4 separate regions of the Homo sapiens genome follow, and all the other regions are linked to region 4. A link is a contact called in ENCODE Hi-C or POLR2A ChIA-PET data. All regions are on one chromosome and are shown on one strand. Each heading gives the region's core, a stretch centred on a gene start or an enhancer-like site at or near the end of the contact. The rest is flanking DNA. Distances are from core to core; before and after follow the strand shown.

What was found. A loop is a pair of places that touch in the nucleus more often than their neighbours do. ChIA-PET counts read pairs that join two places held with the same protein, here RNA polymerase II (POLR2A). Pooled maps may share reads with other maps.
Region 1: a loop to region 4 is called in a pooled map, with 2.4 times the contacts of the local background. The contact joins the promoter of SMANTIS here to the promoter of C2orf42 in region 4. A Hi-C loop is called at or near these places in 2 of 50 pooled maps. POLR2A ChIA-PET finds 5 or more read pairs at or near these places in 3 of 52 experiments (OCI-LY7, activated B cell and endothelial cell of umbilical vein).
Region 2: a loop to region 4 is called in a pooled map, with 2.3 times the contacts of the local background. The contact joins the enhancer-like site here to the promoter of C2orf42 in region 4. A Hi-C loop is called at or near these places in 1 of 50 pooled maps. POLR2A ChIA-PET finds 5 or more read pairs at or near these places in 4 of 52 experiments (HEK293T, activated CD4-positive, alpha-beta T cell and naive thymus-derived CD4-positive, alpha-beta T cell).
Region 3: a pooled map shows a loop between it and region 4 (4-fold over the local background). The contact joins the promoter of ANXA4 here to the promoter of C2orf42 in region 4. A Hi-C loop is called at or near these places in 10 of 50 pooled maps. POLR2A ChIA-PET finds 5 or more read pairs at or near these places in 8 of 52 experiments (A673, B cell, MCF 10A and 5 more).

Annotation. Positions count from the first base shown.
Region 1 is chr2:69,797,418-69,800,419 of GRCh38, forward strand. SMANTIS (SMARCA4 interacting SWI/SNF chromatin remodeling complex scaffold lncRNA) reads right to left here and starts at 1,581. Exons shown (of 3, transcript NR_164155.1): 1 at 1,371-1,581. All of the region lies in intron 3 of ANXA4 (annexin A4), which reads left to right.
Region 2 is chr2:69,692,253-69,695,018 of GRCh38, forward strand. It overlaps a transcript of ANXA4 not described here. Among named protein-coding and RNA genes, the nearest start is that of ANXA4, 48 kb to the right of the region's middle. Within about 2 kb of position 1,364, at least 7 of the 41 ENCODE cell types and tissues checked have a DNase peak (open chromatin) inside an H3K27ac peak, as active enhancers do.
Region 3 is chr2:69,740,877-69,743,576 of GRCh38, forward strand. ANXA4 (annexin A4) reads left to right here and starts at 1,258. Exons shown (of 13, transcript NM_001153.5): 1 at 1,258-1,299. RefSeq lists silencers at 897-1,076, 1,287-1,526.
Region 4 is chr2:70,189,520-70,192,273 of GRCh38, forward strand. It overlaps C2orf42 (chromosome 2 open reading frame 42), which reads right to left and starts at 1,500. Exons shown (of 10, transcript NM_017880.3): 1 at 1,454-1,500. RefSeq lists enhancers at 899-1,008, 1,099-1,148, 1,362-1,947, 1,739-1,798, 1,819-1,908.

The sequences.
Region 1 (3,002 bases), core at 331-2,830, 390 kb before region 4:
AATAATTGGGTAATTACTCTCTGACCTCCTAGACCTGTGTGACCTGTGTGGCTTCTTGATAAATGGATCTCCGGAGAGATAATGTAACACTTGCATTTAAGCAAGGCCCCTTAATAGAGGGAGTGTACTGGAATGAGCTTTATACTCTGCTATTATGGACTGGACTAGAGGATTTATTCTTAGGTGGTGGTTCCGGTTAACTTCCAGACATAAAATCCCCTTTCTATTTAGATGCCATTCTAGTTGTAGGCAGAATGGGTGTCTTCAGAGAACGTAAGGGTCAAATGGTGGCCTTCCTGCTAACAGAGAGAGTACTGAGACTAAAATTTGGTTTTGGAGGACATGTTCCTCCTTGCTGCTGAAAGCAGAGTTCTCCCACTTGCAGAGGGGGCATAAGGTTTGGTCTCTATTAGAGGGATGTAAAAGGGAGGAGAACTGAAAAGCCAGAGACTTTTAGCAAAGGGCAGACAAGATTCCTCATGGAGAGGATTCCCATTTTACTAGGTGGTGCTAGTGGAATACCAGGCAGTAACTTTGCCTCCATATGCTCTTTAAACAAAGGATGGAGAGAGAAGTCTGACCTGTGGCATGCTGTCCCCACAGCATACCTCCTAACAGGAGAAAGTTAGTTTGCCTCATAGAGGGGCTATCCGGTCCGACTGGACAGTGCTGGTTCCTCACATGGGAAAAGAAACAGCCTAAGTGGACAGAGGGGCATTTACTGGGGGGAAAATAACCTCCCACCCAACCCCAGGAAGTATTATCATTAGGAGTTAAATAGTCTTTGAGATCTGGATCATGGAATTCCCCTGTCTGTAAAAAGTCAGAAAAACAGCAATCCCTTAACCTGCATTCCTGGTTACTACGGTGGTTGCTAAACCTGCCTAATTGAATTATTTCCTGGGCTATAAAAATTCCTGCAGCATTGCATACAGAGAGGAGATGGGAGACATGGTGACTGCAGAAAGGAAAGGAGGAAAATAAGATTTGCAATAGGAAAACTTGGAGATCCTATGGCTGACACCCAGTCAGGCAATCAGAGGCTGGGGTCAGTCCAGGAGCCTTTTGAATAACACCAGGGTGTGGCCCTGGCCAGAAATTCTCAGTTGCTCCAGGACCTATTCCAGCCCCATACAACAACCAGGCTTTCTGTGAAAAGAAACTAGTTTGGACACAGCCAACATTCCCGGCACCCTGAGGGCAGGTCCTCCCCAGCAAGCCTCACATCTGAGTCTTCAAGACTGGTGGCCAGCCCTTGTGGCTCCTTAATCAGCTGTCAGATGCCCGGTGTTTTTGATAGTTATTTGAGAGAATAAAAACGGAGGACAAGAAGCCTCGGAAGTGAAAGTAGAGTCCGCTCCTTTACTCACCATTCTGATGAAGTCACCTTCAAATCCCAGACGAGCCCTCAAAATGAAGCAGCCTTGTTGTCTGGGGTGAATACTGAGGTTCTTGGTCACACGACCAGATATTGAGGTCAAGGACATGCACACACACATCGAGTGAGTTTGGAGCAGGAGTTTAATAGGCAAAAGAACAGAACAGCTCACAGTCACAGAGAGGGGTCCCGAGCAGGTTGCTAAGCAGTAGTAAAAATGTCAGGGTTTTTATAAATGGTCTAGGGAGGAGGGGCCTCATGAGGAGGGGATGTCTTATCCTCTTAGGGCCTGATGGTTTAGCTGCGACCAAGTGTGCTATCTATATAGAGCAGAATTTTTTTTATCAGCTTTTATCCCATTCCCTGACCACATAGGCTGACTCTTAGTCTGTGTTTCTTTGTCTTGCTTATCTGGGAGGGAGAGTTTCTGTGTCTGTTCCCATACATCTTCTTGCAGCTGCAGGCATCCGCCCCATGAGTCTGCTTTTAGTTTCTCTATCTTAGTGCACCTAAAGGGAAAGGAATGTGCTTATTAAGACCCACTGTTTTACTGGGGCCCATTGTATAAGTGTGAAGTTTGGCAATTACCCAGGAGACTTCCACCCCTTCTTCTGTGCTTGAGCTGTCTTATCTGTATTTTACAGCCTGAACTTTCAGGTTACTTGTTGTTAGAAGAGAAGTGATTTTTTTTAACTGTGTGTGGTTAGAAAGGGAGCTATTTTTGAGCTGCTTTTTGTTAAAAGGAAAGTTTTCTGCTGGGGACTCACTTTACCCTAAATGTCTACCTAAATAATTTCTTTTTGCCTCCTATAACACTGGTAGTGTCTTCCAGCATGCTACCCTCCAGTTAGCTCCTTGGGGGCCAACACCTTCATGCTGGGTAGGTACAGTGATTCTATGTGCACCACAAACTACCTGGCCTAGCCTCTGCCCCCAAGACCTTGTCTCAGTAGACTTTTGGCCAGAGAAGTATCCCCTGGTTCTTAGCTGCTATTTAGAATCTCCTTGAGATTTGGGTAAAAACACTTGACCATGAGACCATCTTTCTATCCAAAAAGAATTCATTTTACTCAGCCTCAATGTTGCTAACAGTAACAACAACCGTAGCAATAATAGAAAATGTTTATTAAGCTCTACTATGTGTCAGACATAGAGATAGATGCTTTCCATGGGTTATCTGTTTTAATCCTGACAGAAGCTTGTCTTACTGTTGAGAAGGTAAAGTATAGTGAGTGAGGCTGGCTGACTTGCCCACGGTCTCAGAACTATTAAGTGGTATATTCAGGATTCTAGATAATTCCTAGAACACTTTCCTTTCATCTTTGCATGATCAGCTGCCTCAAGTCTGATTCCAGAGCTGGAGTTCAAGCCACTGTTCTATGCTGCTGCCCATCTCTGAAGAGAACATTGTCCTGAATCTATGTATCTTCTTCTTTTCCCTTTTTCATAAAAAGAGAAAGGCATAGGACCCACCTTTTTTTTCAGTTTATCCTAATTCTTTGGTTACAAGGACACCATAATTCAAAATGTAGCCCATGTTACATTCAGAATTATCAGCATAAAGGGTGAGGAGACATTTGGCACAACCAACCCCTTTTCAGTGCCTGTTATGTGTGGGCCAATG
Region 2 (2,766 bases), core at 114-2,613, 500 kb before region 4:
CATATGGCATTATAAAATATGAATTTGGGCATGATGATATGCATTATGCAATTTACCATGACATTTATAAAGTCAAGGGATTTAGGCCTAGAAGTGTCCATGAAAGATTCAATGCTTTAGGTCTTCATTTATTTGTTTGTGCTGTGCACTTGGTTTGGAATTCCCTTTCCCTGTATCATTTCATCCTAATGAACGCCTACTTATTTTTTAAGACTCAATGCTATTACCTCCTCTATAGTTCCATAACAGTATATATATTTCCTGTAACAATATTATGTTGTATTATAATTGTTTGCATATTGCCTGTTTTCTACTAGGCTGTCAGTTCTTTTGGGAGAGGAGCCCAGTCTTCATACCTCAGTGACTAACTTAAAAGACACTTGATGTTTATTAAGTGATGTCAGAGACCAACTAATCCAGTTCCTCTAAGTAGATGAAACTGAGGCCCAAAGGATTTCCATAAATTCAGTAATTCCACAAGTATATACTGAGTATTTACAATGTGCCTAGCGCTAGGTAAGGCTAAATGTCTTTAGTGTATTTTAAATATCATTTGGAGTATGCTTAATTTCCATTTGTCCAGAGATCAAAAGATAAATGCCAGCATCTCATGAATCCTCAAAGCAATATTGAATTATGTTCAGAATTGGTTTATATCAATTTATTTTATTGTACTCTAAGTGTGTATCACCCAAGAATGCAATCTGCATACTGCTAATGTGTGTGTGTGAGGTGGGGGAGGGATGGTCAGAGTGTTCAATGCCCAATATAATGCCCAATTTAGGAAACACTGGGTTATATTAGGTTAAATAGATTCTTCCCTGAACTTTCAACATGCTTGATAGTGACTAGTTAAATCTCCAAGAAGAGCATCTAATATGCACTGTTTCCCAAATTTATTTGCCTAGTGAACCTCCCCTTTTTTGTTGCTCCTATTAATAGCTGCCTGCAATGCAGTTCGGAAGAACATAGAGTTGGTCGGTGCAGTTCTTTGAAGAGTCCTCATCTGTGTTTAGTGAGGACTTCAAAGGGAAACTGTAAGCTCCCTGGGGAGGAAAGTGGATGGAAGGGGAGAAGGGAAGGCCGGAGAAGGAGCAGCTAACCAGGAAGACACGGGAGGTAGCAGGTCACTGTCTAGGGTCTAAGAGAGGGACAGGGGCCATAAGCAGACAACTGAGGAGCATGTTTCCATGCTAAGCTCAGTGAGACATTTGGGGCTCAAGCAGATGGGCTTTGGGGTCAAGAGATAAGGTGTTTCACAAGGAGAGCCAGGAGCACTTCTGCAGGAACATGCAGCATGTCTTCAGGCCTCTGGGGATTCCAGAGGACATGGCACCCTGCCTGCAGGTCCCCAAGGACTGCCACATGTCAGGGCCACAGTGTCTGTGGGGACAGGAGAGGAAGGAAATGAAGCAGGCACAAAGTAGGTTACTGAGTGGTTTCATCAACATCTGTGACACCCACTCCCAGGGGGTTCCTGGACATATTTGGGGTTAGGTTTAACAAGGGGCAGTAGCTATGGGGAACAATATTTGCAGGGCCCAATGCAAAATGACAACACAGGCCCCTTGTTTAGAGTTAAGAATTTCATGATTGTGACAGCTGAGCATTAAACCAAGCACCAGGCCCTTCTGAATGCAGACCTCTGGACAACTGTACAGGTTGCACACCCATGAAGCTGCCAGAGAGTTCTCAGTGGTCCTAAAGCCCACTTGAATCTCCTGGCTACTGTGGCCTGGAGAAACCAGGTTACGCATGGTTTATATAAAAAGTTGGTCTCCCTATTCCAACGTATCTGATTATCATGGAAACACTGTTTACCAGTTGCTATGGTCTGAATGTTTGTGTCTCCCCTCAACCCCTGCAACATTCATATTTAATCCCCAATGCAGTAGTATTAAGAAGTGGTGCCTTAGGAAGTGATGAGGTCCTAAAGTGAATGGGGTGAATGGGATTACTGCCCTGTGAGAGAGAACCAAGGGCGCTTGTTTGCCCCTTCCACAATGTGAGAACGCAGCAGGAAGATATCCTGTGAAGCAGAAAGTAAGCCCTCACCAGATACCACATCCGTTGGTGCCTTGACTTTGATCCAGAACAGTAAACAATACATTTCTTTTTTTTTTTTAATTATACTTTAAGTTTTAGGGTACATGTGCACATCGTGCAGGTTTGTTACATATGTATACCTGTGCCATGTTGGTGTGCTGAACCCATTAACTCGTCATTTAGCATTAGGTATATCTCCTAATGCTATCCCTCCCCCCTCCCCCCTCCCCCCACCCCACAACAGTCCCCGGTGTGTGATGTTCCCCTTCCTGTGTCCATGTGTTCTCATTGTTCAATTCCCACCTATGAGTGAGAACATGTGGTGTTTGGTTTTTTGTCCTTGCGATAGTTTGCTGAGAATGATGGTTTCCAGCATCATAACAATACATTTCTATGGTTTATAAAATACCCAGTCTATGGCAGCTCAGATGGACTAAGACACCAGTCATTCTGGGTAAACTTTGTTGTAAGATAAATTTATTTATTTATTGTTAAATTTTAAATATTTTCAGAGAGGGGGTCTTGCTATGTTGCCCAGGCTGGTCTCAAACTGCTGGGTTCAAGTGATCCACCTGCCTTGGCCTCCCAAAGTGCTGGGATTACAGGCGTAAGCCACCATGCCCAGGCTGTTATAAGATAAATTTAACCAGCCTAGGCAACATGGCGAAACCTCGTCTCTACAAAAAGTACAAAAATTAGCCGGCATGGTGGTGCATGCCT
Region 3 (2,700 bases), core at 8-2,507, 450 kb before region 4:
AGATGGGATTTCACCACATTGGCCAGGCTTATCTCGAACTCCTGGGCTAAAGTGATCCACTTGCCCTGGCCTCCCAAAGTGCTGGGATTACAGGCATGAGCCACTGTGCCCAGCCTTAATTTTTTAAGTTATCATATGCAGATAAAAGAGGCAGAACCAGTTTTAGTATCCAAATCAGTCTGATCCTAAAACCCGTGCTCTAAACCATATTAAACCACCTTTTAAAATTACATCTTAATGAAATAATTTAATGTTACCTCTCCAGCTTTAAGGGTGCCATTAACCACTTAGATTTTGATGTGTCGGATGGAAAACACTCCCCAAACGGGCTATTCTCTGTTTTTTAAAAAAACTGAATTTGCCTATAGACTCAACGGATTCATTCTGCAAGCATTCACTACGTGGCGAAATCGGTGCTGGGCATGGGTGCAAAGACGACCTAGCCCTAGTTGGTGTCTTCAAGAGGCTGCGTCCAGCAGGGGAAGCAGATATGAAAACACAGAACTATTACAAGGGATGAGCGCCGCGCCAAGCCGAACCTGGGAGCTACGGACAGTGTCTAAACTTTAGTCACTCACAGGAGTACAAAGATCCGGGGCTGCTCCTAACTCCTACTCCAAAGCTTTCCTGGCCTGCTGGGCGCACAGGGAAGAGGGAAGTGCTGGAAACTTTTGGGAATGTGTGTTTTCATGTGAAAGAGGGGAATGAAATGTATCCTTCAGATTTCACTTTCTACTTTTCCGGCCACGGGCTCGGCACGACCTGCCGTTGGGAGACGAACGGTTTCCCGAGGTGGGGGGAAGCGCGGATTTGCCGCGGGACTCCGGCTTGGCGCGGAGCTGGGCGCGGCAGGCGCAGGGAGGAACTGGCGAGGTGGCCCGGGCTCGGCCCTCCGAGGGTGTGGAGCGCCCGGGAAACGGGACCCCAAGAATCCAACTGCTCCCACCCTGCGCGGCCAGGAGCGGGGCTGGCGATACTGGGGACACTGTCCAATCCGGGCAGGGGGCGAGGCCGGGGGACCGGGCGGGCCTGGGGAGCAGGCACGTGTGGAGGGCGGACCCGCCGGGGGTCGAGGCCTGCCTCTCCGAGAGCTCCTGGCGCGGCCGTCCCGGCCCGGGGCCCCAGGTGCGCTTCCCCTAGAGAGGGATTTTCCGGTCTCGTGGGCAGAGGAACAACCAGGAACTTGGGCTCAGTCTCCACCCCACAGTGGGGCGGATCCGTCCCGGATAAGACCCGCTGTCTGGCCCTGAGTAGGGTGTGACCTCCGCAGCCGCAGAGGAGGAGCGCAGCCCGGCCTCGGTACGAGGGGTAAAGGGGCTCCGGGCCGGGGGTCCTGGGCTCAGGGAACGGGGAGCGTGGCCCGGGAGCGTCTCGCGGGGATGCCCGGCTCCGCGCTGCACCCCAGAGTGGGTGCTCGCCGCCGGCTTGCGGGCAAGCCCGGGCGGCCACAGGGTGGAGGGGGCCAGCGGGCCCTGGACTCGCTCCGGGTGGGCGAGAGGGAGGCGAGCGCGGTGCTTAACCGCTGGCACCATCCAGGACATCCAGGGCCGCTTACACGGCTCAGGACGCGGGTCAGAGACCACGGCAGTTATTTATTCAGTCCATGTGCTAGGCTTTGCATCAAAAAGAAAGGACCGAGATAATCTTGCCTGTAGCTAACTCCTCCTAACACCTCTTACAGTTTACTTTTTAATTCTTTACTCCATTTAAGAAACTTACTCCTTTCTCCTAGATCCTTACCACTTTCTTACCTTCTCGTGTGTCTAATGCCCTCGGCACAGTGCCCGGCACATCGGAGTCTGATTATTATAGGGTCCATGACTTGAGTTGGCTGGTGGCGCAGTCTCAGCATTTTGTCATGACTTTGACCAGCTGGAGACTTTGGTGCCAAGGAGGAAGGCTTCTCAACCATTTACCGGCAGAAGTGACCCCCGGGGCAATGCAAGTCTTCTGAGCTGACAGAGCAGAGTGGGTCCTGCATAACTCGTGCTTTACATGGAACTGGGCATCTGCTCTCTCCTGCTGACAGTGGGAAGGATAGATAAGGTGTCCCTCTCCAAGTTATCCATTCTCCTGCCCACCAGTCCATGACACCCCACCACCCCCTTCCACTCCCTACTGTTTGCCCTTTAATTTTTTGTTTTGTTTTGTTTTGAGACGAGGTCTCACTCCTGTAGCCCAGGCTGGAGTGCAGTGGCTGGATACAGTTCACTCTGCCTCCCAGGCTCAGGTGTTTCACCCACCTCAACCTCCTGAGTAGCTGAGACTACAGGTGCATGCCACCACGTGCCTATAGTCTCAGCTATTCAGGAGGTAACTGGTAACTCTATTGATAACCAAACCCTAGATTTTTTTTTTTGAGATGGAGTCTTGCTCTGTTGCCCAGGCTGGAGCGCAGTGATATGATCTCTGCTCACTGCAACCTCCGCCTTCTGGGTTCAAGAGATTCTCCTGCCTCAGCCTCCCGAGTAGCTGGGACTACAGGCGTGTGCCAACACGCCTGGCTAATTTTTGTATTTTTAGTAGAGATGGGGTTTTAACATGTTGGTCAGGCTGGTCTTGAACTCCTGACCTCAGGTGATCCACCTGCCTTAGCCTCCCAAAGTGCTGGGATTACAGGCATGAGCCACCGTGCCCAGCGGCCAAACCCTAGGTTTTTAGTTGCCAGGGAATTCTCAGACACAGGTGGAAGAGCAAGTA
Region 4 (2,754 bases), core at 250-2,749:
ATCCTGGCTAACACAGTGAAACCCTGTCTCTACTAAAAATACAAAAAATTAGCTGGGCGAGGTGGCGGGCGCCTGTAGTCCCAGCTACTAGGGAGGCTGAGGCAGGAGAATGGCGTGAACCCTGGGGGGTGGAGCCTGCAGTGAGCCGAGATCGTGCCACTGCACTCCAGCCTGGGCGACAGCGAGACTCCGTCTCAAAAAAAAAAAAAAAAAAATGGCCTGAGTAGCTGGACGTGGTGGCTCACGCCTGTAATCCCAGCACTTTGGGAGGCTGAGGCGGGAGGATCACTGAGCTCAGGAGTTCAAGACCAGCCTGGGCAACATAGTGAGACCCTGTCTCTTAAAAAAAAAAAAAGATACACTGTGGAGTGAAAAAAGTGCAGCACTTTGTAATATGCTATTCTTGGTTTTACTCTTTTAAAAGAAAAAAAAAAAGACGAGAGATACACATATGTATCTATCTAGACACACACACATACAATGTCTATTGCATCAGAAGAAACGACATGGGATTTGGGAAACAGAAGTTAGGAGGGAGACTTACATCTCACTGTTTGGCAGTATTTGAATTTTAAAACATGTACTAGTATTACTTCCTAGAGACTCTATATCGAAAGCATATACAAACAATTAACACAACTTGTAAAGAACGTGGATTTGAAACCTGAAAGATCTGCTGGGTATTCTCTTCTCAGCAAGTTTACAAATCAGCCTCCTCGGCGGGAGAGTGTCAAGGGACTGGTGTTGGAAGCGTTAACCCGCGATGGGTTTCCATCCAACCACTACCCAGACCTAAATGTTTGGTGGATTCTGTTTCATGCTTGTGAGGCACAGTTAGGGGAAAAGAACAAATGATCATTACGGATAAATAATAAAACTAGCTGAGTACACTGCGTGTTAAATCCTTTCTATGCATGTACTGCCCACACGATCCTGTGAGGTAGATACTATGTTACCCATCTTAGAGATGAGGAAACTGTTACTCAGATTTGACGGAAGCGTCACAGCCAGCAGGTAACTCACAAACGTGGGTTTGTAGTCGGCTGGATGGCTTGCCAAACCACAAGTGGGAGGATGGAGCACATCAGCCCTCAACGGCCTCGGAACAGCGGAGGAAGACCGCCGGGGCCCTGCAGTCAACGGAGCGGCCGCCCGACTCCGGGACGCTCACCTCCCGGCCGGCTTCCGGGATGGGTCTGCAGCGACACACACATATCCCCTGGGACCTGCTTCCCGGCATCCTCCCCGCGCGAGCGCTCACTTCCGGTCCCAAGTAGGCCCAGGCAGAAGCATCACCTCGCCGGCAGCCGCTCCTTGGACATGCTTTCCGCTGGGAACCCGAGCTCTACACCCCTGCCCCACCGCCGCCCCGGTCCTTGCTCAGCACTACCCCCTTACCTGCCCTGCGCACCCCCCGCGAGCCCCGGGGCCCTTAGCTGACGACCGCCCTCACCTCTTCTCTCTTCGCCTGCCGCGGCCTTTTACAAACGGGGCCAAACTGTTCGCTGTAACGACAATCGTTATTGGTCAGAGCCGCCCACGCGCGGCAAGTGGCCGCCCACCTGAGCTCGCGTTGTCTTATGGGAGTTTTAGTTCTCTCCTTCAGAGACCGCTGAGACACTGGGGGAATGCGGTGGTAGAACATACGCCGACCTAGCGGCTGTAAAGCTCAGGCTCTGCCTTGGAGTTGGAGTGCTTCTGGCCTATCTTACTGGGCGCTCACCTCCAAGGCTCGTCTTGACTCCCTTCTGGCCTGAGAGAGTCCTATTTCTGAATAGACTTTTGCTGGTAATTGATGCAAAAATGACTTGAGTTGCTGGACGTGGTGGCTCACGCTTGTAATCCCAGCACTTTGGGAGGCTGAGGCGGAGGATCTCTTGAGGCTAGGAGTTCGAGACCAGCCTGAGCGACATAGCGAGACCCTGTCCTTACAAAAAATGAAAATTAAAAAAAAAATCGCCCGAGATTTTCTACATTATTAGCAGATGTCAGCTGCGAATTTGGAGTTTGTTTGGAGGTTCTTGCCCACCTGAGTATTCACCTCTATCACATGTATGTTTATGACAAGTTAACTTTTTCTCCCTTAAGTACACTTTGAACTACACTTGAACGTTTTCTCTTAAAATGAGATAAAAAAGAGCTTCCTGTATATCTTAGTTCTGGTCCTTGGAATCACGGAATAAATCTAAATGCTCATCGTTCATGATTGAAGATAGCTCCCGAGTGCAATGTGTTCATGGTGAGGCCACTGTGTTGGAAAACCCTGGAATGAGGTTTTCTGCTCTCCTGACCCTAGTCTGGCTACTTACTAGTGGTAGCAGGTTAATTTACTATTGGGAAACCTTAGTCAACTATTTATAAGAGAAGTGGAACGTTCCGGCCGGGCGTCGTGGCTCACGGCTGTAATCCCAGCACTTTGGGAGGCCGAGGCGGGCGGATCACAAGGTCAAGAGATCGAGACCATCCTGGCCAACATGGTGAAACCCTGTCTCTCTACTAATACAAAAAAAAAAAGTTAGCTGGGCGTGGTAGCGCGTGCGGGTAGTCCCAGCTACTCGGGGCACTAAGGCAGGAGAATCGCTTGAACCTGGGAGGCTGAGGTTGCAGTGAGCTGAGATCGCGCCACTGCACTCCAGCCTGGCGACAGAGCGACTCCGTCTAAAAAATAAATAAATAAAATAAAAAAAGAGAAATGGAACATTCCAGGACTAATGTTTGTAGTATTAGTTCTTAAACTGGAAAGAGAGGGAGAGG